Linked DNA regions of Homo sapiens: region 1 is linked to region 2. The links are chromatin contacts, found by Hi-C or POLR2A ChIA-PET in ENCODE. All regions are on one chromosome and are shown on one strand. The core of a region is the stretch at or near the end of the contact, and the rest is flanking DNA. Distances in the headings are between cores, read along the strand shown. Region 1 overlaps ERRFI1-DT (ERRFI1 divergent transcript). Region 2 overlaps LINC03154 (long intergenic non-protein coding RNA 3154).

Region 1 (3,478 bases), core at 837-3,336, 200 kb before region 2:
AGTGTCTTACTCTATCCCACAGGCTGGAGTGCAGTGGCGTGATCTCGGCTCGCTGCAACCTCTGCCCCCCGGGTTCAAGCAATTCTCCTGCCTCAGCCTCCCGAGTAGCTGGGATTACAGGCATGTACCACCACTCTCGGCTAATTTTTTTTGTATTGGCTAAATTTTTTGTATTTTTAGTAGAGACAGGGTTTTGCCATGTTGGCCAGGCTGGTCTTGATCTCCTGACCTCAGGTGATCCGCCTCCTCGGCCTCCTAAAGTGCTAGGATTGCAGACATGAGCCACCGCGCCCGGCCGAGGCATGCATTCTTCTGAAGGCTGGTTTACTCTGATCCTACAAGGTTGTAGCTGGAATCTGGGTGGTTTCCTAAGAGAACTGACAGTTCCCTGGTGAAGCTATTCATGGCTCTCTTGAAACCAAGAGAAGGGTGTAGGAGCAAAGGGAATTTCCTTTCCCCATTTTTGAAGGTTTGCTCATTTGAGTCTACAAAACGAACTCTCAATAGAGGGCTAACAGGACAAAGGCACACACATTTATTCTGTGCACATGCACAGGGAGCCACACAAATATGAGACTCAAAGAAGGGCCAGATGACTGCAGTTTTTATACCCTACAGAGAGGACTAGATGCCTGGAGCTCCAGGTGGGAGGTGGTGACACGTCACGGGGGCCGCCAGGAGGAAAGGCATGGGTGAGCAAAGGCTGTCTTGTTATGCAGATGAGTCTTGCACACATCATCCCTGGAAAGAATGGCTGGTAGCCTATGGTAAAAGTTCCTCTATCAGAACTTTAGTCTCCTTTTCCTGTGAGTTCACCTTTCCTGAATCTGGATAAGGAGATAGAGAGATTGATACAGGTGTTAAAAAGAAATTACTTAGGCAGATAGTGAGGGTAAGAGAGTCCTCAGTCCTTTTAATAAAAAGCAGCCCACAAATAATTTCTTTTCTAATACAAAGCAGCCTGAAAAATCAAGCTGCAAACATAGACAAGCAAGCTGGAAGCTTGCATAGGTAAATGCCAGCAGCTGTGCCAATAGAAAAGGGCTTCCTGGAAGCCAGGTATGTTCAACACAGAGGCTCTCTCCCCTTTCCTTTGTTGCCACGTGTGTAGTAAAGAAGCAGGCTACATGGTGCTGGCCAGATAGAGACCCCACCTGCATGATAAGAGACTAGGGGCTGGGCGTGGTGGCTCATACCTATAATCTCAGTAGTTTGGGAGGCTGAAGCGGGTGGATTACCTGAGTTCAGGAGTTCGAGACCAGCCTGGCCAAAATGGTGAAACTCTGTCTCTACTAAAAATACAGAATTAGCTGGGCATGGTGGTGCATGCCTGTAATCCCAGCAACTCGGGAGGCTGAGGCAGAAGAATCACTTGAACCTGGGAGGCAGAGGTTGCAGTGAGCCAAGATCATGCCACTGAATTCCAGCCTGGGTGACAGAGCAAGACTCTGTCTCAAAAAAAAAAAAAAAAAAGAGAGATTAGGGTGGGGTGGCCAGCTTCTTTGCATGCTATGTGAATGGCTCACCTGGTCCCACCAATCCTTTGTGCCCTGTGTAAATCAGACACCACCTTCTCAAGTTCATCTATAAAACCAACTGCATCTCACCACGAACTGGGAGATCCACTCGGAACCCCTTCCCTCTGCACGAGGGAAGGCGGAGGTTGCAGTGAGCCGAGATCGTGCCATTGCACTCTAGCCTGGGCGATAGAGCAAGACTCCGTCTCAAAAAAGAAAAAAGAAAAATATGCTAAAATGACGTTTTAAAAGTTGCTTGTCCACTCATATATTTTTGTCAAGCTTTGTGTTACGAAACAGAGTCAAAGCCTAGTATCATTTTTAGCAGGGGTTGGGGGAGGGGGTGGGAAGTGATAAGTGAGACTGGAGGGAAGGCCAAAGGATTTGAAGGACAGAAAAGCACATATCCTTCCTAGACCTCCCCTGGCTCCAGGATGGAAAATGACTTGGCAGGGGCCCTTTTTGTGCAGGCCAGAAGGGAATTTATTTCCCAGCTGTTCTGTTGTATTTTCCTTGTTAGTCTTTGCTCCCACGGTCTAAGAGCAAATACCGGATCTTAGCGCCTACAGTACTGGTCAAGAGCTGCCACTTCAGTCAGTGTGACTCACAGCTGTCCGTGAACCACCTACTGTAACAGCTGGCTAGACACCACAGCCCTGCGGCCCTGCAGCCCAGCCACGTCTTTTTAGCTTCACCTCGACGGCCTTGCTCTTGACCTGAAATCACCATCACCTTAATGGGCTAGAAAAGGTGGGGTTTAGAGGTAGATACTTTTATTCATTTTTCTTAAATTGTATTTCTCAATTGCCACTCAAGGATCTTGGAAGATGTATTTAATCTCAACATCAAATTAGAGTTCTAGGAGACCAAGGCAATTGAATATGTCATTGGACAAAACTCCACTTCATATCCTTTGGTGTGTAAATGATTCATTCCTTGAAGAAGAAAGGTTCTGGTTAATTTGCGGCTTCGTTATGATTTGCTGCTTTTTTGTGATAAGGATGAGGGGAACTGCCTTTAGAAAAACTGGTTCCGTGGTAGGATCATGGTAGGATGACCTCTGGCCTCTCTCCCTGGGCTCTCTGCTGTAGCTTTCTTCCTCTCTAAGGCTTATTCCTGAAGCTTCACTAGAGACAGGTAAAATACAGTTCCTGCCCTCCGGAAGTTTCCAAATCAGCTGTGGATATAGATTACTGTAGGAGAATCATAAAATCACAGGAGTACAAATAAAATGCAGTTTCAGAGAAAGTACACATTACTTTTTGCCTCAGCTTGTACTGTAACATTAGCCTGTGTCTTTATCAGCCTAGAGCTTTACTTTGTTTTATTATTTTAAAAAAGAAAATCGTTCTGCTGGACTGGAAATACCTTGACGCCAGAGGCCATGTTATTTTTATCTTTTGATCTCCTCTCTATTCTAGTACATTCAGGCTCCACACAGGACACAGCACACATAATACTGCCTGGTAAGCATTTGCTGACATCACTGAATTGGGGAAGGTGTTGTTGAAAAGGTAGAACTTGAGCTCTGTTTTTAAATAGAGAGGGGCAGTTGGCGGTGACACACTCCCCATCTATGAGTCATTTGTTCTGGGCCGCAAGGAAGAATTTGAAAACTCAGAACAGAAGGGGAAAGAATGGCAGGTTGGTAGAATGACTAGAACAGAGCTGGGTGTTAGTTTGACAGAATATGAGGTCGGAGAGGAGGCCAACCAGCCTGGTTGCTGTTCTGGAGAATAATTGGGATATTACCGTGGCTAGATGCAGGAGGAGGGCCTTCCTGGGGTTGGAATGTTTGTGGAATGAATAGCATTTCTTTCCCTCTCTATTTCATCCTGAGGACACCGTCAGCTTCTTCACTGGTCCCTTAGCACATTTCATCCGTTCCTGGTGGTGGGAAGGTTGGAGCAGGGTGAGAGGGGAGCTGTTCAAATGATTTCCTTGTTCCTTTCTTCAACGTG
Region 2 (3,812 bases), core at 787-3,286:
CCTGCCTCGGCCTCTCAAAGTGCTGCGATTACAGGCATGAGCCACCTCACCTGGCCTATTAGCAATTTTTAAGAATACAATATATTATTGGCTGGGCATGGTGGCTCATGGTAATCCCAGCACTTCGGGAGTTTGAGGTGGGCAGATCATTTGCGGCCAGGAGTTTGAGACCAGCCTGACCAACATCATGAAACCCCGTCTCTACTAAAAATACAAAAATTAGGTTGAGCACGGTGGCTCACGCCTGCAATCCCAGCACTTTGGGAGGACTGGTGCATGGATCACGAGGTCAGGAGTTCAAGACCAGCCTGGCCAAGATGGTGAAACCCCATCTCTACTAAAGAAAAAAAATACAAAAATTAGCCAGGCGTGGTGGCAGGTGTCTGTAATCCCAGCTACTCGAGAGGCTGGGGCAGAGAATTGCTTGAACCCAGGAGGTGGGGGTTGCAGTGAGCTGAGATCACACCACTGCACTCCAGCCTGGGTGACAGAGTGAGACTCTGTCTCAATTTAAAAAAAAAAAAAAAAAGATAGCTAGTGGTGGTGGTACATGCCTATAGTCCTAGCTACTTGGTAGACAGAGTGAGATTTTGTCTCAAAAAAAAAAAATGTTATTAACTACAGTCACCTTGTTGTATAGTAGATCTCCTGAACTTATTTATCTTAACTGAAATTTTGTATTCTTCTTTAAAAATTGTCTTGTCTTTTCCATTTTATTTATTTCTTTATTTTAAGACAGCATCTCACTATGTTGCACAGGCTGGTCTGGAACTCCTAGGCTTCAAGCCATCGTTCCATCTTAACCTCTCTAGTAGCTGGGACTACAGGCAAGCACCACTCTACCTGGAATGAAATTTTGTATCCTTGGGACCAACTTTTCCCCAACCATCCCGGCAGCTCCTGGTAACTACCATTCTACTCTCTGCTTCTATGAGTCCAACTATTTTAGATTCCACATATGAGTGAGATCACGCATTCTTTATCTATCTGTGCCTGGCTTATTTGACTTAACATAGTGTCCTCCAGGTTCATCCATGTTGTAAATGACAGGATTCTCTTCTTTTTTAGGGCTGAATAGTATTCCATATATAAATGCCACATTTTCTTTACCCATTCATCTACTGATGGGCATTGAGGTGGGCTCCATATCTTGGTTATTGTGAATAGTGCTGCAATGGACGTGGGAATACAAATGTCTCTTCAGCAGACTGATTTGATTTCCTTTCCTTCAGATATACACCCAGTAGCGGAATTAGAGCATGACATGGTTTGGCTGTGTCCCCACCCAAATCTCATCTTGAATTGTAGTTCCCATAATCCCCACGTGTCATGGGAGGGACCCAGTGGGAGTAATTGAATCATGGGGGCGGTTACCTCCATGCCATTCTTGTGATAGTGAGTTCTCACGAGATATGATGGTTTCACAAGGGGCTTTTCCCCTTTGCTCATCTCTCATTCTCCCTCCTTCCACCTTGTAAAGAGGTGCCTTCCACCATGATTGTAAGTTTCCTGAGGACTCCCCAGCCATGTGGAACTGTGAGTCAATTAAACTTCTTTTCTTTGTAAATTACCCAGTCTCAGGTGGGTGGGTAATTTCTTTATAAATTACCCAGTGTGAGAATGGACTAATGCAGAGCATGTGGTAGTTCCATTTTTATTTTTTTGACGAACCTCCACACTATTTTCCATAATGGCTATACTAATTTACATTCCCATCAGAAAATATCTTATTAACGTATTTGTTGGGCTGCTTTCACATAGATCAGATGACGGTGACTTAGACAAGACAGAAGGTTTATTTTTCCTGCACATAAAAGCCCAAGCAGACATTAGGTGGGGCTGTGGGGTGAGTGGCTCTGTTGTGTGAGGTCAGCCTGCAGCCCGCCTCCTCCACGTGGCTCTGCTGCGCCCAGGGTGCTGTCTTCCTCTGCATGGTCAAAGGCAGTGCACTTGCTCATGTCCATGCTGCAGTCCTCAGAAAGGGAAAGGGGTCAAGGACAAGCAGTGTCTTTTCAGAAGCGTCCTGGGAGCTCAGGTCCACACTGGCCAGTGTGGGACCTCTCACACTGGCCAGTGAGAGAGGCTGGCCTTGTAGTCACCAGTGCGTGGCCAGTCAAACCCAGGGGGCTTCAATTCCAAAAGAAAAAAGGGAACTGGATGACAGGGAACCAGCAGCAGTGGCTGCCACAGACAGCTCTGCCGAGCTGGGAGGAAGCTGGAGGAGCGGAGCGGGCAGAGGGGCAGAGGGAGTGGTCAAGAGAGACGCTGAGGTCCCAACAGTAAGAGATTGTACTAGAGGGAGATCTCAGAGAAGGTGGGCACTGTAGGGCACAGACGGAGACCTTGGCCTTGGACAGGACGAAGGCGGGAAGCAGGAAAGAATGGAAAATAGCAGGAGGTTTGCAGGTCTGGCAGCCACCAGTAACAGCCATTTTCTGTGTAAGATAGGAATCCGAGTCTTCTGCTGTGATTGAGTGGGAGGGGGAGTGGCTTGGTGTCTGAGAAGGGGGACAGTTTGAAACAGTCCTTGCTAAGAGGGGTGATCAGGAACCTACTTGCTGGTGGTGGGACGCCACCCTGGGAATCTCACCAAAGCTTGGCAGGATTGAGGGGCAGGTGAAGTTGGTTACCATGGTATATCATAGCCCTGACCTTGGGGGCTGGAAGATTTCAGTTAGGGATGCAAAGCAATTCAAGTAAAAGTTTTGAGAAAGTAGACAACTGAGTTTCTCCAAAGTCCCTATGAGGACAGAAATGAGGATGCTTTCACTGGAGCGATGACACAATTATTTCAGTAAGTCTCCCAGAGTGCGGTAGAAGAAAACGCTTTGTGTTTGCAATAATAGATCTGGGGAAAAGGACTGATGAGAACCAACATTTCCATGAAGTCACACTGACATTTTTTATTCGTTAGACTTTGTCAACCAACGCATGCACTTTTCTGAACAGCAAGCATCATTCACGAATGCAGAACAAAAACAGATAGGTTTTATTGGTTTCAGAAAGACATGGCGAGATGAGCAGCAGGCAGCTTGCTCGTTCCATGCAGTGGAGGAGGAAGAGGCTGGGCCCCTGCTGTGTGGGGGCAGCCCGGGAAGGACATGGTCACCAGCCTTGGGTCATCAGTAATTAGTGAGCGTCACGGGTAAAGAGTTTTATAGTCAGTAATAGTTTTCTGTAAATGAAAATTGCTTCTCCTCACTGGGCAATTTAGTTATATCTAAGTTAATCCAGGAAAGTCTTATTCATATTAACTATGACACATATGAGTCAATGAGTGTCACCCGGAGACTTAAAGAGGAACTGGTGTCCTTTCAGTTCTAGAACAGCTGGCTGCAGTGGCCGGGTGTTTGGAGGTTGTTTATGCTGTTTCAGCCATCTCCAGGAGAGGCTAACGGGTAACTGGTGGTAGGATTGGAGTCAGGGGCGCTATCTTCCACCGGCCTTTCTCCTCCCAGATTGAACCAAGTTCATCAACTACATGTCATGTACAGCTGGAAGGGTTTCCTTTCCCTCATGGGCAACTTGTTTACTCATTTAGTTTCCACATAGAACCGGGTTCTGAAGAAGTGATTATTACAGTCACGGCAATAACTTTAATGATGACAACGACTTTTTCCTTCAATTAGGTCCCCACTGAGGTCTTTGGTAATTTTCCACAGGGAGATTAGTAAGGGAGAGGAAAATTTTCACCTGCTTGTAAAATGTATTCTGAAGTCTGAATATCTTCATGAATTTAAGCCTGTATTTTGCAGCATGTGGGTTTTCCCAGAAAGGCTTAGAACAGCAACAACAAAAATGTTGCCTTTTGA

What was found. Hi-C counts contacts between places; a loop is a spot of excess contacts on that map. ChIA-PET counts read pairs that join two places held with the same protein, here RNA polymerase II (POLR2A). Pooled maps may share reads with other maps.
Region 1: a loop to region 2 is called in a pooled map, with 2.1 times the contacts of the local background. The contact joins two enhancer-like sites. A Hi-C loop is called at or near these places in 1 of 50 pooled maps. POLR2A ChIA-PET finds 5 or more read pairs at or near these places in 6 of 52 experiments (A549, AG04450, BJ and 3 more).

Annotation. Positions count from the first base shown.
Region 1 is chr1:8,075,290-8,078,767 of GRCh38, forward strand. All of the region lies in intron 2 of ERRFI1-DT (ERRFI1 divergent transcript), which reads left to right. Among named protein-coding and RNA genes, the nearest start is that of ERRFI1-DT, 51 kb to the left of the region's middle. Within about 2 kb of position 2,087, at least 28 of the 41 ENCODE cell types and tissues checked have a DNase peak (open chromatin) inside an H3K27ac peak, as active enhancers do.
Region 2 is chr1:8,280,120-8,283,931 of GRCh38, forward strand. All of the region lies in intron 1 of LINC03154 (long intergenic non-protein coding RNA 3154), which reads left to right. Among named protein-coding and RNA genes, the nearest start is that of LINC03154, 23 kb to the left of the region's middle. Within about 2 kb of position 2,037, at least 4 of the 41 ENCODE cell types and tissues checked have a DNase peak (open chromatin) inside an H3K27ac peak, as active enhancers do.